Regions from separate parts of the Homo sapiens genome. Here all the other regions are linked to region 1. Evidence: read pairs that join two places in POLR2A ChIA-PET (ENCODE). Cell type or tissue: HCT116. All regions are shown on one strand. Region 1 holds the start of TRQ-CTG4-1 (tRNA-Gln (anticodon CTG) 4-1). Region 2 holds the start of RNVU1-7 (RNA, variant U1 small nuclear 7). Region 3 holds the start of MIR6077 (microRNA 6077). Region 4 has its middle 9.1 kb from the start of RNVU1-1. Region 5 has its middle 2.9 kb from the start of RNVU1-1. Region 6 holds the start of RNVU1-27 (RNA, variant U1 small nuclear 27).

Evidence for each region. Peaks named below come from ENCODE experiments on the same cell type or tissue, not always from the same donor. Only the 100,000 strongest peaks of a DNase experiment are listed, where the experiment ranks them.
Region 2: POLR2A ChIA-PET joins it to region 1 with 47 read pairs; 11 of 35 experiments call an interaction of 5 or more read pairs at or near these places.
Region 3: POLR2A ChIA-PET joins it to region 1 with 22 read pairs; 13 of 35 experiments call an interaction of 5 or more read pairs at or near these places.
Region 4: POLR2A ChIA-PET joins it to region 1 with 10 read pairs; 10 of 35 experiments call an interaction of 5 or more read pairs at or near these places.
Region 5: POLR2A ChIA-PET joins it to region 1 with 14 read pairs; 10 of 35 experiments call an interaction of 5 or more read pairs at or near these places.
Region 6: POLR2A ChIA-PET joins it to region 1 with 37 read pairs; 6 of 35 experiments call an interaction of 5 or more read pairs at or near these places.

The regions. Positions count from the first base shown.
Region 1 is chr1:148,261,799-148,266,798 of GRCh38, forward strand. It overlaps TRQ-CTG4-1 (tRNA-Gln (anticodon CTG) 4-1), which reads right to left and starts at 3,381; the gene lies at 3,310-3,381. It also overlaps the pseudogene RNVU1-22. RefSeq lists enhancers at 1,694-2,353, 2,916-3,211, 3,016-3,675 and silencers at 2,973-3,158, 3,326-3,405. In HCT116, no CTCF peak of the experiment used is centred here; DNase peaks (open chromatin) are centred at 1,443, 1,903 and 3,223; H3K4me3 peaks cover 2,463 bases; H3K27ac peaks cover 2,924 bases.
Region 2 is chr1:148,036,514-148,041,513 of GRCh38, forward strand. RNVU1-7 (RNA, variant U1 small nuclear 7) reads right to left here and starts at 2,403; the gene lies at 2,240-2,403. RefSeq lists enhancers at 1,744-2,279, 2,017-2,126, 2,280-2,816, 2,843-3,384 and a silencer at 2,217-2,456. In HCT116, no CTCF peak of the experiment used is centred here; a DNase peak (open chromatin) is centred at 2,158; H3K4me3 peaks cover 419 bases; H3K27ac peaks cover 231 bases.
Region 3 is chr1:148,386,557-148,391,556 of GRCh38, forward strand. It overlaps MIR6077 (microRNA 6077), which reads left to right and starts at 1,726; the gene lies at 1,726-1,807. It also overlaps the pseudogene RNVU1-2. RefSeq lists an enhancer at 1,029-1,868. In HCT116, no CTCF peak of the experiment used is centred here; DNase peaks (open chromatin) are centred at 1,915 and 2,385; H3K4me3 peaks cover 1,681 bases; H3K27ac peaks cover 1,765 bases.
Region 4 is chr1:148,350,911-148,355,910 of GRCh38, forward strand. It overlaps the pseudogene TRQ-CTG9-1. Among named protein-coding and RNA genes, the nearest start is that of RNVU1-1, 9.1 kb to the right of the region's middle. RefSeq lists enhancers at 2,615-3,425, 3,426-4,235 and a silencer at 2,747-2,846. In HCT116, no CTCF peak of the experiment used is centred here; a DNase peak (open chromatin) is centred at 2,791.
Region 5 is chr1:148,357,094-148,362,093 of GRCh38, forward strand. It overlaps LOC124904396. Among named protein-coding and RNA genes, the nearest start is that of RNVU1-1, 2.9 kb to the right of the region's middle. In HCT116, CTCF peaks have their summits at 4,443 and 4,648; a DNase peak (open chromatin) is centred at 4,578; H3K4me3 peaks cover 782 bases; H3K27ac peaks cover 801 bases.
Region 6 is chr1:148,520,213-148,525,212 of GRCh38, forward strand. RNVU1-27 (RNA, variant U1 small nuclear 27) reads left to right here and starts at 2,389; the gene lies at 2,389-2,553. RefSeq lists an enhancer at 1,945-2,004 and a silencer at 2,305-2,624. In HCT116, no CTCF peak of the experiment used is centred here; DNase peaks (open chromatin) are centred at 2,051 and 2,489; H3K4me3 peaks cover 812 bases; H3K27ac peaks cover 532 bases.

The sequences.
Region 1 (5,000 bases):
GAAGTCAAACCTATGCCTCTGCTCCTGAGACCGACTTTGCAAAAATTATAACTGGGACAATTATCACAGCAAAAGAGGTTTGACCTAACTGCTTCCATCTTTTTTCCAGCGTCCAAGCTGTCCTTGTTCATTCCTGGGCACAGGCCAAAATAACTTTGAGAGGAACTTAGTTTATGGTTTAGCTGTGAAACAAAGATGATAACAGCTCTTTCCCAAAACAAACCCCCTTCCTGCCTGGGGACTAGACTGCCTTTGCAGGACTAACAAATTAGTCACAAGATTAGAAATGATGGTTTAGAAGTCATGCAGCCTCCAGCTTATAAGATTCTAAACCTCCCCAAATTGTTCCTGGGGATCACATCAGCATTGTAAAACCTAAGATCAGTGCGTGAGGTATTTTGTAGTCCTGCACTCGATGCATCAGCTAGCACCACCCAGATGGATAAACCAGCTCATCTGATCTTGTGGCCCCCACCCAGGAACTGACCCAGCTCAAGAGCATGCTTTAACTCCCTGTAAGTTCATCTCTGACCTGACCAATCAGAACTCCCAACTCACTGGCCCCCAACCACCAAATTATCCTTAAAAACTCTGGTCCTAGAATGCTCAGGAAGACTGATTTGAGTAATAATAAAACTCTGATCTCCCACACAGCTGGCTCTGGGTAAATAACTTTCTTTATTGCAATTCCCCTGTCTTGATAAATTGGTTCTGTCTAGGCAGCAGGCAACGTGAACCCATTGGGCAGTTATATTCCCACAAAACCCACTACACACTTTATGATTTGATTTATATGAAAGCAAAGGACAGGAAAAACTCGCCTGATAGATTTGGAGTCTGTGGAGTATTGTCAGAGTTTGGGGTTGTATTCTACAGATTAAAAGTAATCAGTTGAGCACCTCAAAATTTCCCCCCAATTTTTTTTTCTCCAAATTTGGACCACCTTGTTTCTCTCTTTGCAGAATATAAAGTGCTAACATGAGGTTAAGTGCTAAGGTCTAGAGAAGGTGGAAGAGATGACAAACTCCAGCACCATGCCTGCGTGTCCAGCGTGCTCTGCTGGGACAGCATATTTGTACATTGCTGTATTTGAAAAAACCCTACAAGATTCATGAAATTGGACCACTGTCCTTATAACACTACTAGTGGTAAAACAAGTAAGGATGGCTGGTTTGCAGTCATCTGAGCAGCATCTCTAGTTTCATAGATATGGTTTCTCTCTGATACTGAACGGCTTCCAATTTCAAGTAGAATGCTACATCAGAAGAATAACGATGGGAAGAGAACCGGTTTCTTGTGTAATCCAACATGTTTTAGTCTGCGCATTACAAACCATTATTTGAAGAAGGGTGGACAGGCTCTGGTAGCATGTTAGTCGGCTGAGTGGCGGAAGATGGGGCGGGAAAGTTGACGGAGACGGGAAAGGCGCTGTCGGTGACATCACGGATAGGGCGACTTCTATGTAGATGAGGCAGCGCAGGGGCCGCTGCTTCTCCACCTGCTGCTTCGCCACGAAGGAGTTCCGTGCTGTGGGAGCGAGTCCAGGACAGCTGGTCGGACCTCAGAGTCCCAGCTGTGTGTCAGGGCTAGGAGGGCTCGGGGACGCGCGGGGCAAGTGACCGTGCGTGTAAAGGTTGAGGCGTATGGAGCTGTGGCGGGGCGGAGGTGTGCAAATCCGTAGTTACCTGGGAGGGAAGATAGTATTGTGAAGATCGTTTTTCCAGAGTGAGGTTTTTTCTATTGTGTGTACTGATTCTTGCGATTTTCCTAAATGTAGGAAATTCCACTGCATAATTTGTGGTAGTGGGGGGGGCTGCGTTAGTGAATTCCGCTGAGATACTGCAGTGCAAAACGTGAGCTCTACGCGAAGGGCTACTCTTAGTTTCTATGGGTTTGTAGCTTTGACGGCATGTTAAGTGTCGTCCTTACTGTCTCAAGCGTGAGAAACAGAAAGTATCGCGTTACGGTCCTCTCCGCCGCTGTCGTGAGCTTATTTAACACAAACTAAGTGGCCGCAGGGCTCTTCCCCAACCTTTCTATGTGGGGCTGCTTTTTGCAGACTTTGCTTCATGGTCTCCAGTCTCTTGGGTTCTCTGTGAAAACCTTCGTGTTTTTTCGTAGCCTCCAGAGTCACCCTTCACACAGCCTCTGCTTCTAACCGCAGCCCCCGCAGTAGTTTGTAGGATTTCTGTGCTAGCAGGGAATGTGTTCTCACCTCCTAGAGCCAGGTAGAAACTCTACGCAGACGGGTGCTGTTCTTTGGGATGAGAGCAGTGTCCCCGTTCCGTTGTAGACACAACACGCTTGCTTTCTGTAGGGGAACGGCTCTCCCCGCGCCCAGGTGCCCTTGCTTATATTAACCAAGGCCCGTAGGTCGGAATCGCAGTCTCACCTGTCGGCAGAATGTGCTGCGATCTACCCCAACTACCCGAACTACCCAGCAATAAAATGGGACACATTACGGAAACATGAGATAAAATGGATCATCTCAAAAACATTATGCCGAGTGATGAAAAGAGTGCATCCTGTGTGGCGCCATCAAGGTGAATTTCTAGAACAGGTAAAACTAACCTGTATAGTGATAGAAAATACATCATTGATTGCTGGGGTAGGGGGAGGGCGGGACTGACTGCAAGGGCACAGGAGGACCTTTTAAAGTAATAAACACGTCATCAAACTTGAAATGGATGCTTTTATATATGCTTTTATATATTTTTAATATATTTTTAAAATGTATAATTATATTTAATATATAATTTTTATATATTTTAAATATATACAATATATATTTTTATTATTTTATAATTTTTTCAGGTATATATATCCTTCTTTATTATTTTTCCTTCTTTTTCCTTTTGTAGGGCCTGTGGGGGGACAGTCTAGCTAAAATATACATTCTTCTCTCTGTAGATATACCACAAGACCATGAGTCAAGTGTTGCCCGAATGTCCGAGGCCCAGGTCGCCCTGAGAAGGGGTGGGGACTTCCTGGGTCGCTGGGTCCCTGGCGGGGGGGGTCCGGGCCTCCGATTGCACGGGGCTAGGAGGCTCGCCCAGGAAGGGGACCCTGCAGGCTCGGTGATCCCAACAGGATGATTCAGCAATTTCCCCGTGGTCCGGGCCACTGTGATAACTCGGTTTCTGGGACCCCGAACACCGAAGAGGGAGACGAAGAGGGTGACATCGCGAGGCTGAGACAGCGGGAGCAGAAGGGACACCGAGACCTGCAGCGCAGAGCTTCTGAACATCAGCGGAATCTCCATTCCATTTAGGAAGTAAAACACGGCCTTACCATGCCAATGAAACACAAAGGTTCCACCGAGACTCGAACTCGGATCGCTGGATTCAGAGTCCAGAGTGCTTACCATTACACCATGGAACCATGCAACATAAAGTTGTTAAAGGTGTCTGAATTAGTTCCCACCCACCCATGTTAAGGCATTTCTTTAGATTCCACAAGCAACACTTAAGGTAGGTGGACCTGCAGGAAGGAGCCATCCTTCTTGCTTTCTCTCTGCCCTCTCCGTTGATCGACTTCTGTCATTTCATTTGCACCCCGGAAAAAGAGGCAAAATCCACTGTGGGTTTAGGGCCAGAGAAGAGCCCTTGAAGCCTCGGTCATAGAGTTTCCTGTGCCGAGGTGAAATTCCTTCCTTCCCTTCCCCTCCCTCCCTCCCTTCCTCCCTCCCTCCCTCCCTCCCTCCCTCCCTCCCTCCCTTCCTTCCTTCCTTCCTTCCTTCCTTCATTCCTTCTTTCCTTTCTCTCTCTCTCTTTCTTTCTTTCATTCAAGCTTCGGTGGCAGAGTTTCCTGTGCCGAGATTAACTTCCCTTCCCTTCCCTCCCCTCCCCTCCCCTCCCTTCCCTTCCCTTCCTCTCTTTTCATTGAGACAGAGTCTCCTTCTGTTGCTCAGACTGGAGTGCAATGCAGTGGCAGTGGGTGATCTCCCCTCACTGCAACCTCCATCTGTCGGGTTCAAGTGATTGTAATCCCCAGTGGCTGGGATTACAAGCATGGGCCACCATGTCCGGCTAATTTTTGTATATTTGGTAGAGATGAGGTTTTGCCATGTTGGCCAGGCTGGTCTCAAACTCTTGACCTCAAGTGATTCGCCCGCCTTGGCCTCCGGAAGTGCTGGGATTACAGGCGTGAGCCACCGCACCCAGCCCGGAGATGAAATATCTGCAAAATTTCTGTTATTTTCTTTATGCTTTCCCTCTTTTCCATTTGCCCAAGGAGGCCAGATGATTGTCAAAACAGGACGTGGGACTTCCTGGGCACCTTGCCCCCTTCCTCCCTGTAGTATATAACAGAAGACAGCAATCAAGTGAGATTGGGAAGCAGGGAATCCTTTATTTTTTTATTCATATACTTCTATGTTTGTTTGGTTGGTTGGTTTTAACAAAATTTTCTCACCAGAAATGGAGATTTGTTGGATTTAAAATAAAAGCAATCAGCCATGTTTTACATTTCTGTAAAACACTCAAACCAGGCCATACTCTCCTATTTTGACTCAAAATCAGCCATATACTGTCCAGGTCAGGAGGCAGGCCCCTGACATTTAAGCACAGTGTGTTTTCTCAGAATTGGCCAAGTTGATGCCATTCCAGTTTCTCAATATATCATGACCCATTAATTTCAGTCTTTAAAAGTAAACACGTATTGTTACTGAAAGCCCAGGAATTCGGTCTAGGCCCTGCTGCTCAGCTCACAGAAAGCCAATCATTAAGACATTGAGTATTGCTGAGGAAGAAGGCTTTAATTGGGTGTTGCAGCTGAGGAGATGGGAGATCAGTCTTAAATCAATCTCCCTGATCAACTAAAGTGAGGGGTTTATGTAGCAGGGAAGAACTGTAACTGTGGGTGGGAAAAGAGGAACTAGGGAAGGGTGAGGAAGCACTCATGATGAGTGAGGGGTCTGGCATCTCATTGTCTGGAGGCTGTCATCTGCTGAGTTTCAGGTCTATGACGCTTTTTGAGAGGCCTGAGAGGCCTTTGCTGAG
Region 2 (5,000 bases), 230 kb before region 1:
TATTGGTGTCAAACCTAAGATTGGTGTTCAAGGTATTTTTCAGACCCTGCCTTATGATGGACTAGCTGGCACACCCAGACCGGTAAACTGGCTCATCTGGTCCTGTGGCCCCCACTCAGGGACTGACTCAGTGCAGTAAACAAGCTCTGACACTGTGATTTCATCCCCAACCCAACCAATCAGCTTTGCACATTCCCTAGCCCCTTGCCTGCCAAACTATCCAAAAAAAAAAAGAAAAAGAAAAAAGAAAAAAAAAACCCTAGTCTTTGAATTTTGGGGGAGGCAGATTTGAGTAATAATAAACCCCTGTCCTGGTCCCTCAGCTGCCTCTGCATTTATTAAATTCTTTCTCTATTTTAGAAAGCCTGCTGTTCTCAGCTCCATTGGCTTACCTGGGCAATGGGCAAGATAAACCTACCAGGCAGTTACATTAATAAAAGAGAAACACAAATGGTAAGCATGCTTGAAAAGAAATATAAGTCTGTGTATTTCTTTGGAAGAAACACAAAAGGAGGAGGAATGATAAGACAGGCAATAAATACACTGTCCTAAATATTTTCATGATTCTCCTGCCTCCTTCGTATCCTTCTTATCCCAACAACTTCTCCCCAGAAACCTTCAACTTAAACATGGTCCTGCCAGAACTGGGTTTGTCCTTCCCTTTACATTTTCCTCTCACCTACCCTACACCCCTTCCATATCTAATCTGTTCTTTAACTTCCAGGTCATTGAGAATTTTCCATTTAAAAATATAAAAAATTCATAAAGCGGAAGATAACCAGTCATCCATATTCACACCTCCTGGAATTAACTACTATTAACATACCTACATATTTTTCTTCCAAATCATTGTTAAACTATACATGCTAAGCATAGACCATACTAACAGTAGAGAAGATGTAAACATATGTAAAATTTTTGAAAACCTTACGTTCAAAAATAACTTCTCATAACATTTGGGCAACCCTGGAGTTACAGTCTTGTGGTACATCTACAGGGAGAAGAATGTATATTTTAGCTAGACTGTCCCTATCCCTAAAAGAAAAAGGAAGAAAAAATAATAAAGAAGGATATATATACTTGAAAAAATAATAAAATAATAAAGACGCATATATGTATGCTTTTATAAAATTTAGCTGAGACTCTATTTTTATTTTACAAACATTCCATTTAATAGTGCATGAACTTAACTGCAGACAAAGAGACAGAAACAGAAACGAAGGAATTCCTCAACTCCCGATTACAGTTAGAGAGATATTTTTCTAAAGGAATCTTCTAAGGATAAACGTACACTAAATTAAGTAGAAGACATTAAGATTTGGAGTGGTTTTCTTATTCCCTTTTACAATCAGGTTGATTAAGGTGTGAGTTGACTTTGGTACAATGCATCCATTTCAAGTTTGATGACGTGTCTATTACTCTAAAAGGTCCTCTTGTGCCCTTTGCAGTCAGTTCCGCCCTCCCCCTGAGGCCAGCAGTCAATGATGTAGTTTCTGTCACTATACAGGTTAGTTTTAACTGTTGTAGAAATTCACCTTGATGGCGCCACACAGGGTGCACTCTTTTCATCACTCGGCATAATGTTTTTGAGATGATCCACGCTATTTCATGTTTCCGTAATGTGTCCTATTTTATTGCTGGGTAGTTCGGGTAGTTGGGGTAGATCGCAGCACATTCTGGCGACAGGTGAGACTGCGGTTCTGACCTGCAGGCCTCGGTGAACATGAGCAAGGGCACCTGGGCGCCGGGAGAGACCTCCCTTCCCCTACAGAAAGCAAGCGTGTTATGTTAACAACCGAACGGGGACCCTGCTTTCATCCCAAAGAACAGCACCCGACTGCGTAGTTTCTTCCCTGGCTCTAGGAGGTGAGAACACATTCCCCGCTAGCACAGACATCCTACAAACTCCTGCGGAGGCTGCGGTTAGAAGCAGAGGCTGTGTGAAGGGTGACTCTGGGGGCTATGAAAAAACACGAAGGTTTTCACAGAGCATGAGAACCCAAAAGACTGGAGACTATGAAGCGATCTGCAAAAAGCAGCCCCAAGTAGAAAGGGAAGAGAAGAGCCCTGCGGCCACTTAGTGTTAAAAGAGCTCACGGCGGCGGAGAGGATAACACGTTACTTTCTGTTTCCCATCATTGCGACTGTAAGGAGAACACTTAACATGCCACCCAAGCCACAAAACTGCAGTTTTAAGAATAACCCTTATAGGGGAGTCTATTTTTTCATTACAAAAATTCAGGGGAAAGCGCGGACGCAGTCCCCCACTACCACAAATTATGCAGTCGAGTTTCCCACATTTGGGGAAATCGCAGGGGTCAGCACATCCGGAGTGCAATGGATAAGCCTCGCCCTGGGAAAACCACCTTCGTGATCATGGTATCTCCCCTGCCAGGTAAGTATGACTTCACACACTTCTGCCCTGTCACAGCTCCATATACCTCACCCTTTACACACATGGTCACTTGCCCCGCGCACCCCCGAGCCTTCCTAGCCCTGACACACAGCTGGGACCCTCAGGTCCGACCAGCGGTCCTGAACCCGCTCCCACGGCACGGGAGCTCCTTCGTGGTGAAACAGCCAGTGGCGAAGCAGCAGCCCCTGCGCTGCCTCATCTACATAGAAGTCGCCCTATCCGTGATGTCACCGACAGCGCCTTCCTCGTCCCGGTCTGCTTTTCTGCCCCACCCTCCGCCACTCAGCCGACCAACATGGTGCCAGAGCCTGCGGGGGCAGTGATGTCTGCCTCTGCCTCCTTTCCCTCTCTTCCCCGCCCATGGTCTTCCCCAAAGAAGCGGGTGTTTCTGTTGTAGTTTTTTGTTTGTTTTTTGTTTTGCGCCGTCTCGCTCTGTCGCCCAGGCTGGAGTGCAGTCGCATGATCTCGGCTCCCTGCAACCTCCGCCTCTCGGGTTGAAGCGATTCTCCTGCCTCAGGCTTCCGCATAGCTGGGATTACAGGCACACGCCACCAAGCCCGGCTAATTTTTGTGTTTTTAGTAGAGACGGGGTTTCACCATGTTGGCCAGGCTGATCCCGAACTCCTGACCTCAGGTAATCCGCCGACCTCGGCCTCCCAAAGTGCTGAGATTACAGGCGTGAGCCATCACGACTGCCCAGAAGCCGGTTCTTAGCCTGTGTTGCCGAGGACCTCTTTGGCAGAAATCTGGAGCCTGTCCACCCTTCTTCAAATAATGGCTTGTAATGCGCAGACTAAAACATGGAGGATTACACAAGAAACTGGTTCACTTCACATCATTATCCTTGTGATGTAGCATTCTACTTGAAATTGGAAGCCGTTCGATATCAGAGAAACCATATCTATGAAACTAGAGAGGCTGCTCAGATGACTGCAAACCAGCCATCCTTACTTGTTTTACCACTAGTAGTGTTATAAGGACGGTGGTCCAATTTCAGGAATCTTGTAGGGTTCTTTCAAATACAGCAATGTACAAATATGCTGCCCCAGCAGAGCACACTGGACACTCGGGCATGATGCTGGAGTTTGTCATCTCTTCCACGGCCTTCTCCAGACCTTAGCACTTACCTCATGTTAACACTTTATGTTCTGCAAAGACAGAAACAAAGTGGTCCAAATTTAGAAAAAATATATATATATTTGGGGGAAACTTTATTTGAGGTGCTTAACAGATTACTTTTAATCTGTAGAATACAACACCAAACTCTGACAATACTCCACAGACTCCAAATCTATCAGGCAAGTTTTTCCTGTCCTTTGCTTTCATATAAACTGAATCATAAAGTGTATAGTGGGTTTTGGGGGAATATAACTGCCCAATGGGTTCATGTTGCCTGCTGCCTAGACAGAACCAATTTATCAAGACAGGGGAATTGCAATAAAGAAAGTTATTTACCCAGAGCCAGCTGTGTGAGAGACCAGTTTTATTATTACCCAAATCAGTCTTCCTGAGTATTCTGGGACCCGAATTTTTAAGGATAATTTGGTGGCTGGGGGCCAGTGAGTTGGGAGTTCTGATTGGTCAGGTCGGAGATGAACTCAAAGGGAGCTAAAGCATCCTCTTGAGCTGGGTCAGTTCGTGGGTGGGGGCCACAAGATCAGATGAGCTGGTTTATCCATCTGGGTGGTGCCAGCTGATGCATCAAGTGCAGGGCTACAAAATACCTCACGCACTGATCTTAGGTTTTACAATAGTGATGTGATCCCCAGGCACAATTCAGGGAGGTTTAGAATCTCATAAGTTGGAGGCTGCATGATCCTAAACCATCATTTCTAATCTTGTGGCTAATTTGTTAGTCCTGCAAAGGCAGTCTACTCCCCAGGCAGGAAGGGGATTTGTTTTGGGAAAGGGCTGTTATCATCTTTGTTTCACAGCTAAACCATAAACTAAGTTCCTCTCAAAGTTATTTTGGCCTGTGCCCAGGAATGAACAAGGACAGCTTGGATGCTGGAAGCAAGACGGAAGCAGTTAGGTCAGATCTCTTTCGCTGTGATAATTCTCCCAGTTATAATTTTTGCAAAGTCGGTCTCAGGAGCAGAGGCATAGGTTTGACTTCTTTCACTCAGTCTTACATCTATGAATTTTTCATGTTATTCATGTGGTTATTTGTTTCTGTGTGTATTCCTTTGTATGAATATAGGCCAATTTATTTATTTATTCTACTGTTGCTGAACATGTTGACCTAAAAGAAAGAGGCTGAAGCACAAAATAGAATCTAGAGTTTACTTGAGCCAACATGAAGACAGCTGCCTGGAAGACTCACACCAAAAGAACCTTGGATCTGAGCTCCCTTTGGCCTTTGTCACAAGCAGGTTTTTAAAGGTCAAAAGGGGGGATGCACAATGGGCTGACAGAAAGGTGCCTGTCAGGAATTCTCATTGGTTTTCAGAAATAGCATTGATGAGAGCTTGGCTATCCCTTGTTATAGGGTGTGGGATACAGTGTTTGGTGTGGCATTATTAGATTAATTTACAGCTACCTGGGGTGATAGCAAGCAGTTGCAACAGATGAATACATAGCTCAA
Region 3 (5,000 bases), 120 kb after region 1:
GTAACAGGGATGCCACTCTTGCAGATATTGACAACTATTGGGCCCATAAAATTTTTACCAAACATTGGAAAGACAAGATATGAACAACTTATCATTGCTGCAGTCTCAAATATCAGGAAATACCATTATTCTCAGGACAATAAATAGACAATAAAAAAAGTCTCACAGAGCAGATTAGCTGTCATGTATTACCAAACAGGGATTGGATCCTTGTCAACACCACCCAACAGAAATTGTCCATACAAATTCACTTCATAACATCAAAACCAAAAGCCCACACTGATGGCAAAAAATAATGACACAATAATGAGAGAGAGAGAGAGAGAGAGACCTGTCCTATAGCCATACTTAGTGTGTAAAAGCCAAAGAGCTCAATTTCTGCTCATGATACTTAATAAAACAGACGGAACATGAGCCAATAATTCAGTGGGTTCAGATCTGCACCAAGTGCCTGTTGGATGCAGGATTCTACTGTCTCCAATAATATGTCTCAGATGGCCTAGTTTTTTTTTGTTGTTTTGTTTTGTTTTGTTTTGAGACAGAGTCTCGCTCTGTCGCTCAGGCTGAGGTGCAATGGCATGATCTCAGCTCACTGCAACCTCTGCCTCCTGGGTTCAAGCGATTTTCCTGCCTCAGCCTCCCCAGTAGTTAGGATTACAGACACACACCACCACATCCAGCTTTTTTTGCTTTTTTTGCTTTTTTTTTTTTTTTTTTTTTTTTTGTATTTTTAGTAGAGACGGAGTTTCGTCATGTTGGTCAGGCTGGTCTCGAACTCCTGACCTCAGTTGATCAGAAGTAGGTGAGGTCAGAAAACATACCCTGGGAAATGCTGGCACAATGCCCAGAACCGCCATCTCTAGGCCTGGGGTTTTCTTTTGTAGTGGAATACTAGTATTCATGCAATGCAGGGACAAGACCAATTAGATACTTCTGGGAGTTAAAAAGAGATGAATTTACAGTGCCATTTGAGAAGGGGTATTAAGGAATTTGCCAGGGTACTGACGCGTGTCAGGTGCAAACTGCAGGTTGAAAGAGAGCTAAGTATTTTCTGTCCATGAAGGTGATAAGGGAGGGCCTGAAGAAAGACGGACCGGGAAGGACACTGGCGCCAGAAGTAGGAAAGGGCTGCTTGGGGGTGGGAAGGATGGGTCGGGGTGCTATCTAAAAAGTTGCCTGGCAATGGATGTAGGATATGGAAGCGAGACATCAAACAAGAAGTTGTCATTTAAATAAAGTCTGAAGAAAGACTAGATATGTAAACAGCAGGAGATAATAGGGAAACTGGACCCCGCTGCTCATAAAACTTCCTGCCTTATATTTCAGGGAGGATCGCAGCGCATTTCAGCCAAGACAAGTAAGACTGCGGTTCTGACCTGCGGGCCTCCACGAATTGCATTAGGGCACCTGGGCTCCGGGAAAGCCATTCCCCTACACAAAGTAAGCGTGTTATGTCTGCAAATGAACGGGGACACTAAGAGCCCCAAAGGCCCTGCTTTCATCCCAAAGAACAGCGCCTGTCTGCGTAGTTTGTACCTGGCTCTATGAGGTGAGAACACATTCCCCGCTAGCACAGAAATCCTACAAACTCCTGAGGGGGCTGCGGTTAGAAGCAGGGGCTGTGTAAAAGGTGACTCTGGGGGCTAGAGAAAACCACGAAGATTTTCACAGAGCGTGAGAACCCAAGACACTGGAGACCATGGACCAATCTCTGCAAAAAGCAGCCCTGCGTAGAAAGGGAAGAGCTGTACGGCCTTCGCGCTAGTTTGTTTGTGTTAAGGCTGACGCTCCCTATTTCTCCTCAGTGGGAGAAGCGACATCTTAATTCCTATTTCCCAGCCTTCCACTGTAAGAATAACACGTCCAAGACACAAATCAATGAAAGAAAAAAGTAGCCCTTAGAGTACAGCGTATTCTTGAAACTACAAAAAATCAGGGGAAAGCGCGAACGCAGTACCACTACCACAAATTATGCAATCGAGTTTCCCACATTTGGGGAAATCGCAGGGGTCAACACATCTGGAGTGCAATGGATAAGCCTCGCCCTGGGAAAACCACCTTCGTGATCATGTTATCTCCCCTGCCAAGTAAATATGAGCTCCTGCACCTCCGCCCCGTACGCCTCACCCTTTACACGCACGGTCGCTTGCCCCGCGCACCCCCCAGCCCTCCTAGCCCTGACACACAGCTGGGACTCTCCGGCCGGACCAGCGGTCCTGAGCCCGCTCCCAAGGCTCGGGAACTCCTTCGAGGCGAAGCAGCAGGTGGGGAAGCAGCAGCTCCTGCGCTGCCTCATCTACATAGAAGTCGCCCTATCCGTGATGTCACCGACAGTGCCTTTCCCAGGCCCCATCTGCCTTTCTGCCAGTCAGCCGACCAACCCGCTGCCTGAACCAGCAAGAGGAAGTGACGTCTGCCTCTCCCTTTTTCCCTCCCGCCCCGGCATCTGTTTTCGCCCAAAGAAGCTGGTCCTTAGCCTATCTTGTGAAGCAAACTTTCGGTGGCCAGATGGAGCCTGGGTACTCTTCTTCACATAATGACTTTTATTTCGCAGACTAGAACGTTTAGGACTACAAAAGAAACCGGTTTTCTTCACATACTTATCCTTGTAATGTAGCATTCCGCTTGAAATTGGAAGCCGTTCAATGTCACAGAGAAACCATATTTATGAAAGTAAAGAGGCTTCTCAGATGACTGCAAACCAGCCTTCCTTACTGATTTTATCACTGGTAATGTTATAAAAACAGTTGTCAAGTTTAATGAATCTTGTAGTTTTTTTTATTTTTATTTTTATTTTTTTCCAAATTCAGTATTGTGGAAAAATATGCTGCCACAGAAGAAATGATTGGACACTCTCAAATGTGGTGTTGCACTTTGTCATCTTTTGCACAGCCATCTCCAGACCTTATTGCTTACCTCGTGTTAGTTTTTTATATTCTGCAAAGACAAAACCAAAATAATCCAAATTTGACAAAAATACCTGGGATACATCTTATTTGTGATGCTTAACAAATGTCTGGATCATCTTTTCTTATATGGGATTATAATGCAGGAAACACTGTGAAGTAAGCAAAGTTGGAATTCCCAAGTCAAAGACCATTTGAATATTTACAAGTAGATTTGAGACAGGAATAATACAGGGTGGTCACAGGATAACAAATTCTAGGCAGCAGATTTACATGACTTGAGGCTATGGGCTGATAAGATGCTGAAAAACCAGGGTGTGGACCAAGCTGGCTAAGACTGACTGGACCCAATGTGGTGCTGGATTTGACGTAGGTTTTACCTAGGCCCTCATTATACGCTTATTAACATACTAAATCACACACCCACCAGTGCCATGACAGTTCTGAGACCAATATTTGATGTAAAAATGGATGGCACCACAGTTCTGAGAAATCTCCACCTTTACCCAGGAATTTTCATCAATATTCCACTCCTTGGTTAAAGAAACCCATTGAGATGAAACCCCAGAACCCATTGTTCTCTCTCAGGTATGCCCAAACTCCCCTTTCTTGAGTGTGTACTTTCTGCTTTGCAATAAATCTCTTCTTTCACTATTTGCTAACTCATCCTTGACCTCATTCTTGAGATGGTGTCAAGAGCCTGGACACCACAGCTGGGGTCGAGATCCTACCAGTGTCCGGGGACCTCCCCCAGCCCACCAGTATCAGATTCTATTCCATTGCTCAAATCACAAAACATCAAATGGAGAATTCTTCTTTGGAGACCACAAAGTAAAGATTCTGTGGCATGGTGGCCAGTTAGGCCACTGGAAGACATGGCAAAATATTGAAAATGAGGGATTAGGTGACAGCGTAGTAACTGCTGAATGTGAAATACTTGATCCAGACCCCATTCCCTGTAGACTGACTGGGAGACACATTGTCCAGGTAGTAGTGGAGAAATACTTTCTGGGTATCTGACCAGCCTTTGTGGAAAGAACTGGCACCATCCTGCAGATGTAACCACCTGATGGGTTCTTCCTGCCCACTGTACACACAAAATCAATTCACGGAGACCATGGCATTGCAGTAAAGAGTTTAACTGACACAGGCTAGCCATGACATGTAGGGGACAGAGTTATTACTCAAATCAATCTCACTGAAGGCTTGGAGGTAAGGGTTTTTTCAAAGACAGTTTGGTGGGGAGGGGGCTAGGGCTTGGGCGGTGCTGATTGTTGGGGATGAAATCACAGGGGTGTGGAAAATGGCCCTCCTGCATTGAGTCAGCTTCTGGGTGGGAGCTAAGGGACTGATTGATTTTCGGGCCAAATGGTGCCATCCAGTAGTCAGAAATGCAAAAGCCTGAAAAGACATCTCAAGAGGCCAATCTTAGGTTCTACAATAGTGATGTTCTTCACAGCAGTAACTGGGGAAGCTGCAAATCTTGTGACCTCTGGAATAATGGCTGGTGATTATTTAATGAGGCATACATCTTAGTAGAATTCAGGTCCCTTTCATCCTCCTAACTTGGTGGCCTTTCATTAGTTTTACAGGGGTAATTTAGCTTTGGGGAAGGTTATCATTTTAACCAAACTTTTTGGCTGTCCCCAGTGTTTTTGGCACCAGGGACTGGCTTCATGGAAGACAGTTTTTCCATGGAAGGGGGTGGTGGATAGTTTCCGGATGAAACCGTTCCACTTCAGGTCATCAGGCATTAGTTAGAGTCTCATAAGGAGTGCACAATCTGGATCCCTCACACGCATAGTTCCCAATAGGGTTCAAGCTAATATGAGCATCTAATGCTGATGCTGATCTGACAAGAGGCAGAGCTCAGGTGGTAATGCTCGAAAGCCTGCAGCTCACCTCCTGCCGTTTGGCTGGGTTCCTAACAGGCCATGGACCAATACCTGTCTTGTGGCCCTGGGGGTTTGGGACCCCTGATTTGAACTATAAACTCAATTTTTCCCAAAAATAGCTTGGGAGAAATTGTGCAGGAATGAGCAAAGACAGCTAGCCTGTGAGGCTAGAACCAAAATGGAGTCAGCCATGTCAGAT
Region 4 (5,000 bases), 89 kb after region 1:
AATTTTGTGAGAGAATTAAATGTCAGAAAAAGAACTTAGATTTCAGTGCAAAGTGGTCTATTTAAAAAGAAAGAGAAGGAAGGAAGGAAAAGGAGGGAAAGAGGGAGGGAGGGAACTTAGATGAAGACTAGAATATCTGGGAATGGGCTTAAACCATCAATCGTTTCCATTAATGACCACATGCTAACTAATTATAGCACAGAGATACCATACTGTAACATCAAGTACAGTTAGCATGGGGGTAAGAAAGTGTTCCCCAACCTCTCCGTTCTCCTCTGAAGACACATTTTCTTCTGAAGAACAGAGATATTGAATCTTGCCTTTGGGTAAGTTTGGGCATCCACATGAATGAGCTGGGGCACCCAACACCAGATTACACCAGGCCACGACCTTCCCTGCTGCCCCTTGCCTGCTTCAGAGGCTGCCCCGCTGCAGGTGGGGGCCTCAGCCCCAGGTCTGATGTTGTCCATTTGCTTTCTCACTGGGCTTCTTTCCTTGCACTGACTTCCACTCCCCAGGACTCAGTGAGTGGCCACATGGGAAAGACACAAACTGGCCATGCCCCTTTCTCTCTGACACCTCTTGATGCCTGCAGAGGTGAGCTCCAGACCCACTCCATGAGTAGTGACTTGAGACTTGCTCACAATGATGTCCCTGTCCAAGAGCAGGGACTGGCACTTAATAGCCACACATGAAAGCTCAGTGAAAGAAGGCATCCACCACAAGGTCCTGGAGGAAAAAGAATTCCACTATGGTCCATAACGTTTTAGTCCCAAAAGATCCCAGATTAGGAGATGTGAAAGGCTTTTGAAAGTGGCCATTCTTTTAAAGCATTATGCTGGCAGCTGCACTATGTTTCCCCATCCTGGACATGTCTGGAGGGCACTGTCTACAGCCATACCCACCTCCCCACCCAGGACAGTGCAGCAGCTTTAATTTGGGGGATGCCAGTGGGCAAGGAAGGGGTGAACCATGAAAGCTGAACAGGAGAAAGCAGGTGGAAGAGGGGCAACAGGGTGGAAATAGAGAAAATAAAGGTGGGTAGAGAATGGGGGGACTCAGGGGGAGAGAGAGAGAGAGGGAGAGAGAGATCTAGCCACTAAGGAAGGAAAAAGTCCAGAAGAGAACACTTGTCTGCTTCAGTAAAATAATTTACACCTAACCAGGTGCAAGGGCACTGCAGGTCGTGGGTGGCATGCCCTGGTCATGCTGTGATGTTTAGGGGCCATGACATCTACCCTTTGAATCCAAATCATCAAATAGAGAGGGAACTCTGTCCCTATCTAGCTGGCAATGCCTTGCGATTTTACCTTTTAGATCTGGCAGCTCTCCACATCTGCTCACTTTGTGGGAGGCAGCTCTTGACGCACCAAATCAGGATGATTCAAAAATCAGAGCCTTGGAGACTTCACTGGAAGGCTTGGACAGTGGGAGGTGGTGGCATCCGGAGGGTGGAGTCCAAGAGGTAGCAGCGCTGAGGCTCCACACACCCTCAGGAGGATGGTAAGGGGCAATCTCTTGGTGAGCACCTAACTTCCCCAGGAACCTCTGCCTAGGTGGAAATGGGCCCCACGCCTAGCTTTTCTCTGGACAGGCCCTAGCCAGGGATCCAGGGTACCAGTTGAGTCCTAGGCAATGCAAATGCCTGTGTGCTGACCTTGTGGTGACTGGAAGGAAGCACCATGATCCTTCCACTTGGAACTGGACTTGCAAAGACGATGGCTCCTACTGCTTTCAATTTCCTTGGACTTTCGCAATCAGATTTAGCCTTTTGGAATGTGAACATGACTCTTCTGGGTCACCCCAGGTATGGGGTGGCCTTGGATCTGCTGGTCCTCCCCAGGCCTCAAGGACTGGCTGATATTCATCATCTCGGTTGGTGTCACCGCACTCACAATCCCCAGCAAAGATCCCCCAAAGTGTCCTGACTAGAAACATATTCCTCAACTTCCTCTCAGCTCGTGGTAGCCATTCTTCTGTTAGTGTAGGCTGCGTGTGGGAGGCTGGTGGTGGGTAGGGTGGGAGCCTAGAGAAGGAAGAGGAACGGTAGCCAAAAAGGAGCAGAGAAGGAGGAGGAGGCAGGAAGTATAGAAAGCTGGAGGGAGCTGGGGAAAATGGGTGTGGGGGTAGTGTGAGGAAGACAGGGAGCAGGAGAGAGAGGGGACTGGAAACAGAAGGAGAGGAGGAGGAGAAAGAGGAGGAGAAGAAGGCAGAATAAGAAGAGCAGAAATTCCAGCATATCCCAAATCTTGTTCCAGAAATGGTTATCAGTGCCCCATGGATAAAGGGAAAAGGAAATTTGCAAAGAAAAAGAAAGAAACCCCAGCGGGTAGAGGGTCTCGGCAGAATGTTTATTTCAGAGCAGGAAACTCTGGCAACCCAGGCAGAACTGTTGGCTTTAGTGGAGGCCTAAATATAGCTCTTCTCTGTTCCTAATCCTGAAAGGTGCTTAATCTCATTCTCTGAGATAGAAACCTAAAGAGAAGGGCAGAGAGAGGTAAGTCTGGGGCGACTCCTCCTATTGTAGATTAAAGGTACTCAAGTCCTGTGTGACAAAGAGAAAAAAATACCTGAAAAGGAAATTCTGGTGACTATGGAGGCTGAGAATTCACTTGTCAAATGCTCATAACTGAGAGTATTCTCAACAGCTGGTTCCATGGGTTAATGGTGAGCACCCTGGACTCTGAATCAAGCGATCCGAGTTCAAATCTCGGTGGTACCTTGGTGTCTGCTGGCCTTTTACTCTGGAGCCAGAAGCCACTTTGGGAAGCAAACTCCACCCTCAAAGACAGAGTGAAAGGGATGTGGTTTACATTTGCCCTTCGTACCAAGTCCTGGGTTAAAGAAGAGAAAGGAAGGTTTGGGTCCCGGGGAAGGAAGCTCTGCTGCTGCAAATCCCCTAGTCCCTCCTGCTCCGGCCTCGCAATGCGTCCCCTGCAATGTCCCTCCTCCTCTCCCGTGTCCCTCCTGCTCCGGCCTCGCAATGCGTCCCCTACGATGTCCCTCCTCCTCTCCCTTTTCCTCCTCAGTGGTCTGGGTCCCAGAAACCGGCTTCTTGCAGTGGCCTGCTCCACAGGGAAATTGCCCAAACATCCCATCGGAGTCACCAATCCTGGTCCCAGTCCTGGGCGAGCCTCCCGGCCCCCTGCAATCGGAGGCCCGGACCCCGCAGCCAGCGTCCCAGCAACCGAACAAGTCCCCATCCCCTCTCAGGGCGACCCTGGGCCTCGGGGTGATAGGTTTCCTACACTAAAAGGGCTGCGGCCCCTCAGTGCTAGACCCCGAGATTCCTTTCACTCGGGAAATCTCGTAATCGCATCCATTGTCTTTTTGGTAAGTAAACGGTGACGTGAGAAATTTTGATGGGGTTAGCTCAGTCATTGGTGATTATGTCTCAGTTTAGGGTAGATGGTTTGAGACCTAACTTAGAAGTAACACTGTTTTATTCGGATGGCCCATCCTCTTCCGAATGTTAATTTACTCTGTTCTTCATATTCAGATTTCCATGCCTAATTTCTAGCTCCTACGTCTCTATTGCGGGACCTAAAAGTCGCTGTTTCACTAAGCTTTGGAACCCGACTCCAGGAAATCTCATTCTTTCGTCCCAAAATTTCAACCGTAAAGAGAAATCCGCGCGGCGGCCTCTTCAAGCGCCCGGGCCGGGAGCGCGGGTTCTGACCTTCGGTCGCCGGGCCGGTCTCCCGCAGCACCACGGGTAAGAGGAGCCTGAGCAGCTCGGAGGGATGAGTGCGGGACGGTGGGGGCTCCCCCTCTTCCTGCCAGTACCTTGCCCCAAGGAGAAGATGCCTTAGGACGCGACAGATGAAAAATCTTTTCTTCTGCTTGGCGGAACACTTTGGATGCGGCTTATGGTGGGTCTTGAGAGCAAGCTAAGATGTCCCGCCAGACGCTCAGGACCATCGCTCTGATTTTCATATTTTGCAAATATGAAAATTTTCAGCGGTTACGAAGGACTGAAAAACACCGCAGTCTTTGAGGGGCTCAGTTTGGAGGGCGTGCGGAGGTGTGGGGTGGGAGACGGGAGAGAGGTGCCTTGTTGGCTCCTTGGAGTGGACTGATAGGAAGGAAAACACACAAATTCCATTTCCCCTTGCAGGCTGGACTGCAGGGCCTAGGATGGAAAACTGGGCAGTCAAAGAGCAACAATATGTAGAGGTTGACTGCATGCATTGAAAATTGTTATCCCTCACACCTGTAATCCCGCATTTTGGGAGGCCGAGGCAGTCGGATCACGAGGTCGGGAGATGATCATCTTGGCCAACATGGTGAAACCCCGTCTCTACTAAAATACAAAAATTAGCCGGGCGTCTTGGCGCGTGCCTGTAATCCCAGCTACTCGGGAGGCTGAGACAAGGCAATCGTTTGAACCTGGGAGGCGGAGGTTGCAGTGAGCTGAAGCTGAGATGGCGCCACTGCACTCCAGCCTGGCGACAGAACAAGACTCCGTCGCAAAAAAAAAAAGAAAAGAAAAGAAAGAAGGAAAAAAGGAAGGAAGGAAGAAGGAAGGAAGGAAGAAAACAAAATTGTTATCCCTAGAAAAAAGTGTAGGGGGGACCAGAACACTGCTGTTGTTGCTGTTCACCACCAGCTTTAGAGCATATGTAACTGGTAACTGTACAGTGCATCAAAAATCCTTCCTGTTTACAACCAATTATCACAACTAGCTACAGATTTCTTTGTTCCTTCTCCACTCCCACTGCTTCACTTGACTAAACTTAAAGGAAAAAAAATTGTTTTTACATATGATATTGTTTAAATTGATCCTCAGCCCGTCCTCCTCAAGTAGCTGGGACCACAGGTGTACAACACGGTGCCTAGCTAATTTTGTAGAGACAGGGGTTTTGCCATGTTGGCCAGGCTGGTCTCGAACTCCTGGACTCAAGTGATCTGCCTGCCTGGGCCTCCCAAATTGCTGGGATTACGTGCTGGCCTCCATGCCCAGCCATCATTTGTATTTTGAATTTAAATATTTTATAGTC
Region 5 (5,000 bases), 95 kb after region 1:
CCTTGCACCTGGTCACATCTGCTCTTTGTGCAGTGTTGCAGGCATAATACAAGAGCTAACATGCAAATAAGTAACATATGAACACTCATCAACTGTGCCTGACATGCCAAGTGCCACATGTCAGGCACAGACAATGAGTGTGCATAATTACTTATTTAGTCTTTACCACAGGCCAAGGTCACACCATCATCTTTATCTTCCATATGAGACAACTGAGATGCAGAGATGTTAAGTTACCTGCCCAGGGTCACTCTGGTCAGATTTCTTTCACTGTCATACTTTTTCTATGTCAAGTTTTTCTCACTGTCATAATTTTTTCCAGGGCACTTTCATTAGGAGCAATATAAACACAGTGGTTCTGAGAATGTCTTCTGGAGCTAGGCTGCCTTCACTTCAAATTCTTGCTTTCACATCCTCCTTCCCTGGCTAAGTGACCCTGAGCACTGCATCTTGCTTCCAACCTCCAAGCTTCCCTTGTCCATTCCTGGACATAAGCCAGGCTAAATATGAGAGGAGTTTAGTTCCAAGTCTAAGTGTGAAACAAAGATGATAGCCCTTTCCCGAGACAAACCTCTTCCTTTCTTGGGGATCAGACCTCCTTAGCAAAGTTAACAAATTAGGCACGAGATTGGAAATTATGGCTCAGGAGCTATGAAGCCAGAAGCCACAAGATTCCTAAGCTCCCCAATTGTGCCTATAGATAACATCATTAGTGTCAAACCTAAGATTGGTGTTCAAGGTATTTTTCAGACCCTGCCTTATGATGGACTAGCTGGCACACCCAGACCGGTAAACTGGCTCATCTGGTCCTGTGGCCCCCACTCAGGGACTGACTCAGTGCAGGAAGACAAGCTCTGACTCCCTGTGATTTTTATCCCCAACCCAACCAATCAGCTTTCCCCATTCCCTAGCCCCTTGCCTGCCAAACTATCCTAAAAAAAAAAAAAAAAAAAAGTGTCCTCTGAATTTGGGGGGAGACAGATTTGAGTAATAATAAACCTCTGTCCTGGTCACTTAGCTGTCTCTGCATTTATTAGATTCTTTCTCTATTGCAGGAAGCCTGCTTTTCTCAGCTCCATTGGCTTTTCTGGGCAACCAGCAAGATAAACTCACCAGTTACATTAATAAAAGAGAAACACAAATAGTACATATGCTTGAAAAGAAGTGTAAGTCTGTATATTTCTTTTGAAGAAACAGGAAAGGAGGAGGAATAATATGACAGGCAACACACTGTCCTAAATATTTTCATGATTCTCCTGCCTCCCCATATCCTTCTTATCCCAACAACTGCTCCCTAGAAACCTCCAACTTAAACACAATCCTGCCAGAACTAGGTTTGTCCTTCTCTTGCATTTTCCTCTCACTTGCCCCACACCCCTTCCAAATCTGTTCTTTCACTTCCAGGTCATTGAGTTTTTCCATTTAAAAATATGAAAGATACAGAAAGAAGAAGATAACCAGTCATCCATATTCCCACCACCTGGAATTAAGTACTGTTCACATATGTACATATTTTTCTTCCAAATCATTTTAAAGTTACTCTCATTTTTTTTAAATTATACATGCTTAGCATAAACCATAACACTAATACAGAAAAAGTACAGATATGTAAAATTTCTGATCACCATAAGTTCAAAATAACTTTTGTTAACATTAGGGCAACACTGATTGAATCATGTTCTTCTGGTATATCTACAGAGAGAAGAATGTATATTTTAGCTAGACTGTCCCCCCAACGCCCCTGCAAAAGAAAAAACAGAACAATAAATATATATATATATATATGAGCTATATATTATATATATACATATATATAGGAGCTATTATATAGATACATATATAGGAGCTATCTATTATATATATACATATATATAGGAGCTAAATATTATATATATACATATACATATATATATATACATATATATATGTATATATATATATATGCTTTTCTAATATTGAGCTTAGACTCTATTTTTATTTTACAAATATTCCATTTGGGTCCGGCGCGGTGGCTCACGCATGTAATCCCAGCACTTCGGGAAGCCAAGGCGGGTGGATCACGAGGTCAGGAGATCGAGACCATCCTGGGTAACACAGTGAAACCTCATCTCTACTAAAAATACAAAAAATTAGCCGGGCGCGGTGGCGTGCGCCTGTTGTTCCAGCTACTCAGAAGGCTGAGGCGAGAGAATGGCGTGAACCCGGGAGGCGGAGCTTGCAGTAAGCCGAGATGGCGCCGCTGCACTCCAGCCTGGGCAACAGAGCGAGACTCCGTCTCAAAAAAAAAAAAAAAAAAAAAAACAAAAGCAAAAACGAAAAAACAAAAAACAAAAACGAAAAAACAAAAAACAAAAAACAAAAAACAAATATTCCATTTAATGGTGCATGAATTTAACTGAAGACAAAGAGACAGAAACAGAAACGAAGGAATTCCTGAACTCTCAATCACATTTAGAGAGACGCTTTTCTAAAGGAATCCTCTAAAGCTAAACATAAGTTAAATTAAGTAGAATGCATTATGATTTGCAGTGTTTGTTTGTTTGTTTTTGAGATGGAGTTCTTGTTTTGTTTTGTTTTGTTTTTCTCTGTTGCCCAGGCTGGAGTGCAGTGGCTCGATCTCAGCTCACTGCAACCTCCGCCTCCCAGGTTCAAGCAATTCTCCTGCCTCAGCCTCCCAAGTAGCTGGGATTACAGGCGTGTGCCACCATACCCAGCTAATTTTTGTATTTTTAGTAGAGATGGGGTTTCACTATGTTGGCCAGGATGGACTCGATCTCTTGACCTTGTGATCTGCCTGCCTCAGCCTTCCAAAGTGCTAGGATTACAGGCATGAAGCACTGTGCCCGGCCTTTTTCTTTTTCTTTTGTTTTCTTTTTCTTTTTCTTTTTTTTTTTTTTTTAGAGCAGCATCACTTGCTCTGTCACCCAGGCTGGAGTGTAGTGGCGCGATCTCCACATGCTACAACCTCCACTCCCAGGTTCAAGAGATTCTCCTGCCTCAGCCTCCTGAGTAGCTGGGATTACAGGCGTCTACATCACACCCAGCTAATTTTTTTTGTATTTTTAGTAGAGATGGGGTTTCTCCATGTTGGCCAGGCTGGTTTCAAACTCCTGACCTCAGGTGATCCGCCTGCCTCAGCCTCCCAAAGTGCAAGGATTACAGGCGTGAGCCACCACGTCTGGCCTGCAGTGGTTTTCTTACTACTTTTTACAATCAAATTGATTAAGGCATTGGTTGAATATGGTACAATACATCCATTTCAAGTTTGATGACATGTCTACTACTCCAGAAGGTCCTCTTGTGCCCTTTGCAGTCAGTCCCCTCGACTCCCTGACCCCAGCAATTAATGATGTATTTTCTGCCACTATACAGGTTAGTTTCACCTGTTCCAGAAATTCACCTTGATGGCACCACACAGAATGCACTCTTTTGAGATTCACCCATGTTATCTCATGTTTCCATAATTTGTCCCATCTTACTGAGGGTGGTATTCCATTGGATGAATATATCACAAAAGGTCCATTAACCTCTTGATACATATGAACTGTTTCCAGTTTGGGGACTATTGTAAACAAAGCTGCTAAGAACAAGTTCTTTTTGTTAATATTTGTTTTGTAAATTCCGTTTGTCATTCTTTAGTATTAACTTATTTTGTAAAAGGACGTAATCTTCATAAGTGCAAAATTCATTCAAATTTTACAGAGGCCTGAAGCAGAAGCCTACACAATTTCCTTTGTTATATTTCATAATTAAGGGGGAAAAAACTTTATCTGGGATGTTGTTTCCTATCAGCAAATCCTTAATGTAAGCCATACAGGATGCTAGCTGTACTATTAGACTATCTTCTGTAATCTGTGCAATAACTCTAAGAAGTACTTCGTCTTATTATTTTCCTGTAACACTTTCCAACTTGAAGCCTAGCAAATTGAAGGACCTGGCCCCAGGTCAAACAGAAGGCAAGCGGCAGCGCCAGTACTGGAAGAAGGCCTTCCCAAAGGCAGACAGAAGCTCACGTCTTTGTCAGAACCTCGGTATTTCTGATGCGCCTGGAAGCCAATATCCAAGCCGTTCTCAGCCACTGGATTGGTGGGCTGCTTTGCTCAGAAACTCCTCGATCAGGAATCCCAAGCATACGTTAGTGATGACGGTCCCAAAACAAGGGACATTTCTTAACCATTCTAAAAACCCGTTTGCTCATTAGTAACGCAATGAAAGTTGCTTTCGTCTTGGTTCATATATTTTATATTTGAGCAAGGCAATGTCCGCTGCTGGGGTTAGAAGTAAATGGCTCGTCTTCATCAAACTAGATCAGTCCGTAGGACGTATGGCTTCCACTCGCAGTGTCCTGAACACTGGCTGGGCTTCCTGTGCGTTCTAGCCGGTTTTCTTTGGAGCCGCGGGTTTCTGCACCGCACCCTAGTCGGGATGGCAGAGGCTTCTCGGAACACGCGGATCTATGAGTGCAGTCCCCGGGGTAGCCACCAGGGAACGCCATAGGCTTTCCCGCTGTGTTCCTCCTTGCCTTTTCCGTTTGGGCCAGGTAGTTTCTATTGACCAGGACATTACAGATCAGAAGTGGGTGGGGTCAGAAAACACACCCTGGGAGAGGCTGGCAAAATGCCCAGAACCGCCATCACTAGGACTGGGGTTTTCTTCTGTAGTGGAATTCTCGTGTTCATGTAGTGCAGGGAGGATCGCAGCGCATTTCCGCCAAGACAAGTGAGACTGCGGTTCTGACCTGCGGGCCTCGATGAATTGCGTTAGGACACCTGGGCGCTGGCAGAGCCGTTCTCCTACACAAAGCAAGCGTGTTATGTCTACAACCGAACGGGGACACTAAGAGCCCCAAAGGCCCTGCTTTCATCCCAAAGAAGAGTGCCTGTCTGCGTAGTTTCCACCTGGCTCTATGAGGTGAGAACTGATTCCTCGCTAGCACAGAAATCCTGAAACAGAGGCTGTGTAAAAGGTGACAGGGGCCTAGGGGAAAACACGAAGATTTT
Region 6 (5,000 bases), 260 kb after region 1:
TGCTATAACAAAATACCACAGAGTGAGTAACTTATAAACAACAAAAATTTATTGCTCACAGTTATGGAGGATGGTCAGTCCAAGATCAAGTTGCCAGCAGGTTCAGTGTCTAGTGAAGGCCCATTCCTCTGTCATCCAGGCTGAAGTGCAGTGTTGCAAGCTTGGGTCACTGCAACCTTCACCTCCCAGGCTCAAGTAATCCTCCCACCTCAGCCTCCTGAGTAGCTGGGACCACAGGTGCTCACCACCATGCCTGGCTAATTTTTTTTTTTTTTTTTTTTTTTTTTTTTTTTTTTTTTGTAGAGATGGGGTTTCACCATGTTTCCCAGGCTGGTCTCAAACTCCTGGACTCAGGCAATCTGCCAGCCTCCTGAGGGAGTGCTGGGATTACAGGCATGAGCCACTGTGCCCACCCCCAAAATTCTACTCATATATATGCATAATTACATAGTTACCAGCCGTTATTTTCTGATACTTTGATTGGCAATTGGTTGAAAGAGTTTATCTAAAGACCTGGAATCCATAGAAGGCAGTCTCTGTGTTAAGGGGTTGTTCTTATTATGCAGATGAAGCCTCCAGGTAGCAGGCTTCAGAGAGAATTGATTGTAAATGTTTCTTATCAGACTTAAAAAGGTGCCTAGATTAGGGAAAAGGCCTGGAAAGGGATTCCCTGTAGCATGTAGACTTTCCCCACAAGAGACAACTTTGTAGGGACATTTCAAAATATGATAAAAAATGTATTTTAGGGTAAAATATTTGTATTTCTTTCAGGGCCTGCTATCTGTCATGTAATGCTACACTAGAGTCAGCCTGGAGTTTGGTGTCTTATTGCTACAAAAAGTCTTGAGATCGCTGTTGTAATGTCAGTTGGGCCTGGTCGGATGTGCTGGTCAGTTGTGCCTGAATTCCAAAGGAAGGAGGGTATAATGAGGCATATCTGACCCCTACTTCCCATCATGGTCTGAACCAGTTTTTCAGGTTAACTTTGGAATGACCCTGGCTGAGAGGAGGGGTGCATTCAAATAGTTGAGGGGCTTGGAATTTTATTTGTGGTTTACACTATAGAAAGTATTTTTCCAGTATTACCTGGACAATGTGTCTCCCTGTCAGTATCCAGGGAATGGCACCTGGATCAAGCATTTAGTGTTCAGTTGCTACACTCTCACCTAATCCCTCATTTTCAATATTTTGCCATGTTTTCCAGTGACCCAACTGGCCACCATGTCACAGACTTTATGGTCTCCAAGGGAGACCCCTCCATTTCATGTTTTGTGATTTGAGCAACAGACTGGAATCTACTTGAAATTTGCAAATGGTCTTTGACTTGGGCTTTCCAATTTTGCTCTACTTCACAGTGTTTTCTGGGTTATATACAAGGGAGATGATCCAGTCATTTGTTAAGCACCTCAAATAAGACATACCCTAGATTTTTTTTGTTTGTTTTGTCAAATTGGGATTATTTTTGTGTCTTTGGAGAATATAAAATACTAATATGAGGTAAGCACTAAGGTTCTGAGATGGCCGTGGAAGAGATGACAAACTCCATCACCATGCCTGAGAGTGTCCAATCGTCTCTGCGGGGGCCACATCATTTTGTATTACACTGTATTTGAAATAACAACAACAACAAAAAACCCTTCAAGATTCATAAAATTGGACAACTGTCTTTGTAACACTTCTAGTGGTAAAACCAGTAAGGATGGCTAGTTTGCAACCCATCTGAGCAGCCTCTCTGGTTTCATAGATATGTTTTCTCTCTGACATTGAACGGCTTTCAACTTGAAGCGGAATGCTACATCACAAAGATAAACAGGTTTGAAAGGAACCGGTTTTCCTTGTAATCCTAAACGTTCAAGTCTGCGCATTAAAAGACATTATCTGAAGAAGGGTGCACAAGCTTCCTGTTGGCCGCCAGAAGGGTTCTCTGCAGGACACAGATCAAGTACCACAGTCTTAGGGGGAGACCAGACGCGGGGTCTCTGCGAACCTCCCCAAAGGACAATGGCAGGAGGAAAAGGAGAAAGAGACAGACGTCACTTCCTCCGCCAGCTCCGGCAGCGGGTTGATGGGCTGAGTCGGCGGAGGGTAGGGCGGAAGAGCAGACGGGGACTGGGAAAGGCGCTGTCGGTGACATCACGGATAGGGCGATTTCTATGTAGATGAGGCAGCGCAGGGGCTGCTGCTTCGCCACTAAGGAGTTCCCGTGCCGTGGGAGTGGGTTCAGGACCGCTGGTCGGACCTGAGAGTCCCAGCTGTGTGTCAGGGCTAGGAGGGCTGTGGGTGGTGGGGGGGGGGGGTGGGGGGGGGGGGGCGTGCGCGGGGCAAGTGACCGTGCGTGTAAAGGGTGAAGCGTGTGAGGCTGTGGCGGGGCGGAGAGTGCAAGAGTTCATACTTACCTGGCAGGGGAGATACCATGATCATGAAGGCGCTTTTCTCATGGTCGCGGCTTATCCATTGCGTTCCAGATGTGCTGACCTCTGCGATTTCCCCAAATGTGGGAAACTCGACTGCATAATTTGTGATAGTGGGGGGCTGCGTTCGTGCTTTCCCCTGGCGCTTTTGTGGTGCGAATAGTAGATGAGCCGTAAGTGTTTTTGTAATTCAGGGTGCGGGCTCGTGTTTTGTGGCTGTGTTCTGTCCGGTCAGTTGTTTCCGTTCGCAACGGTTAGTTTTCCTTTGTGAGGCCATGTTTAGGGACAGGTTAGAATTATCCACTTACTCTCTCGGGAGGCGAATTTCAGTCTCTGTTGGTTGGGGTATTCTCCCAGGTTAGCTGCCGCGGTACTTGCTAGGTGGAGCTCAGGGATCAAGGGTCGGGAGCTTTCTGGTTTGTTCAGTGCTCCCAGGGCTTCTAACATCTCTTAAAAACTCTGGTGTTTTCTGTCATCCTCGGAGTTACCTCTTAGCCTCTGTTTTTTTTGTTGTTTTTTTTCCCCCCCTCCCTAAGACAAGTCTCGCTGTACCGTCCAGGCTGGAGAAGTGGCGCGATCTTCCCATCTCAGGCTCCCGAGTAGGACAACCGCACGCCACCACACCCGGCTAGTTTTTTCTCTTTTTTTTTCTTTTCTTTTCTTTCTCTTTCCTTTCTTTTTCTTTTTTCGTAGCGGTTTCACCATTCTGCTCAGGCTGGGCTCCAACTCCTGGGCTCAAGTGGTCCGCCCAGCCTTCTGAAGTGCTGGGATTACAGGTGCGATCCATCTTGCCCTGGCAGCTCCTGCTTTTCACCACAGCATTCACGGGAGTTTGTAGGATTTCTGTGCTGGGGAAACGTGTACTCAGTTAATAGAGCCAGGTGGAAGTTGTACTCAGAACTGGTGGTTTTCTTTGGAATGAAAACCGTGCATGTTGGGGGCTCTTAGTGTCCCCGTTCGGTTGTAGACATAACACCCTTGCTTTGTGTAGGGGGAGGGCTTTGCCCGTGCCCTGGTGCCCCGGCGCAGGGCATCGAGGCCTGCAGATCAGAACCGCAGTCTAACCTATGTCTTGGCGGAATACCCTGCTAATTCTCCCTGGAATGTAAGATGGGAGGTCTTGCGAGGAGGTTTCTACAAGTAAGAAAACAAATTTCCATTCGGTTTTTATTGACAAAATTGAAAATTATAATAACTGAGTCCAGCCTCTCAGATGACAAATGTCTTTTGCACTGAGAGCTGGGAACCGCCGCTTGCCTCAGCTCCTGCGTGCAGGTGCAGCCCTCGCTTCCCTCCACACTTTCTCCAGCGGGTGTCAGTTCCTCCACAAGAGGCAGACAGCGTTCTGCAGAACCACAGCGCTCAAGGCCTTCGAGAGCCAAAAATCTCGGAGCGAGCTGCCCTGTCCTGGCTGTACCTCACGACTGACCTAGAAATGGCCTTTGCTGGGAGCAAAGGGTAGGGGGGAGATGGTCGTCGGAGCTGGGGCCTGTGCACTGGACCAGGTTGACCCACGGGAGGGGAGGTACCCAGAATTAGAAGGGGGCCAAGCACTGAGACCTCACCATCCTCAATCTCCAAAAGGACTCAGAGAGATGCAGAGACTGAGACAGGCTTCCTTTTTCAAGGAAAGAGAAAACTACTGAGGAAGGCCCCAGGGGCTCTGAACCAAAATCCAGACTTTTTTTTCCACCTGCAGCTTTTTGTTTTTATTTTTGCTTGAGAAGGTGTCTCGGTCTGTTGCCCGGGCTGGAGGGCAGTGGCGCAATTTCGGCTCATTAAAACCTCCATCTCCCGGGTTCAAGCAATTCTCCTGCCTCGGCCTCCCTAGTAGCTGGGACTACAGGTGCCCGCCATGACGCCCGGCTAATTTTTGTATTTTTATTAGAGACGAGGTTTCACCATGTTGGTCAGGCTGGTCTCAAACTCCTGATCTCAAGTCATCCACCCACCTCAGCCTCCCAGAGTGCTGGGATTACAGGTGTGAGCTACCGCGCCCAGCCCGCACCTGCAGCTTAATCCCATTTCGCTGGTGCAACTTCATCCTTCCGTATGCTCAGGCCAATAAACAGTACTGTAGGCTGGTCGTTCTTTGACCCCCATACATCCTATTGGTCGGAAAATTATGTTTTCTCTTTGGTTAACTGCAGACTTTGATATGCACACTCTTTCTTGGTCTGAAACCCACCCAATAGTCCCATACGTAGATTTTTGGATAAACATAGAAATGGACCCTTCTGATCTGAAAGTTTGAAACTCGATATTTGTTTTATTTGAGTTCCTTCCTTCAGGCCTCTCAAAAAAGATATCAAAGAACTGAAAGTCACCCAGACAATGAGATGCCGGACCCCTCATTCATCCTGATTGCTTCCTTGCCCCTCCCTAGTTCCTGTTTTCTTTCTTTTCTTTTCTTTTTTTTTTTCTTTTTGCGACAGAGTCTCCCTCTGCCTCCCAGGCTGGAGTGCAGTGGCGCTATCTTGGCTCACTGCAAGCTCCGCCTCCCGGGTTCACGCCATTCTCCTGCCTCAGCCTCCCGAGTAGCTGGGACTACAGGCGCCGGCCACCACGCCCGGCTAATTTCTTTTCGTA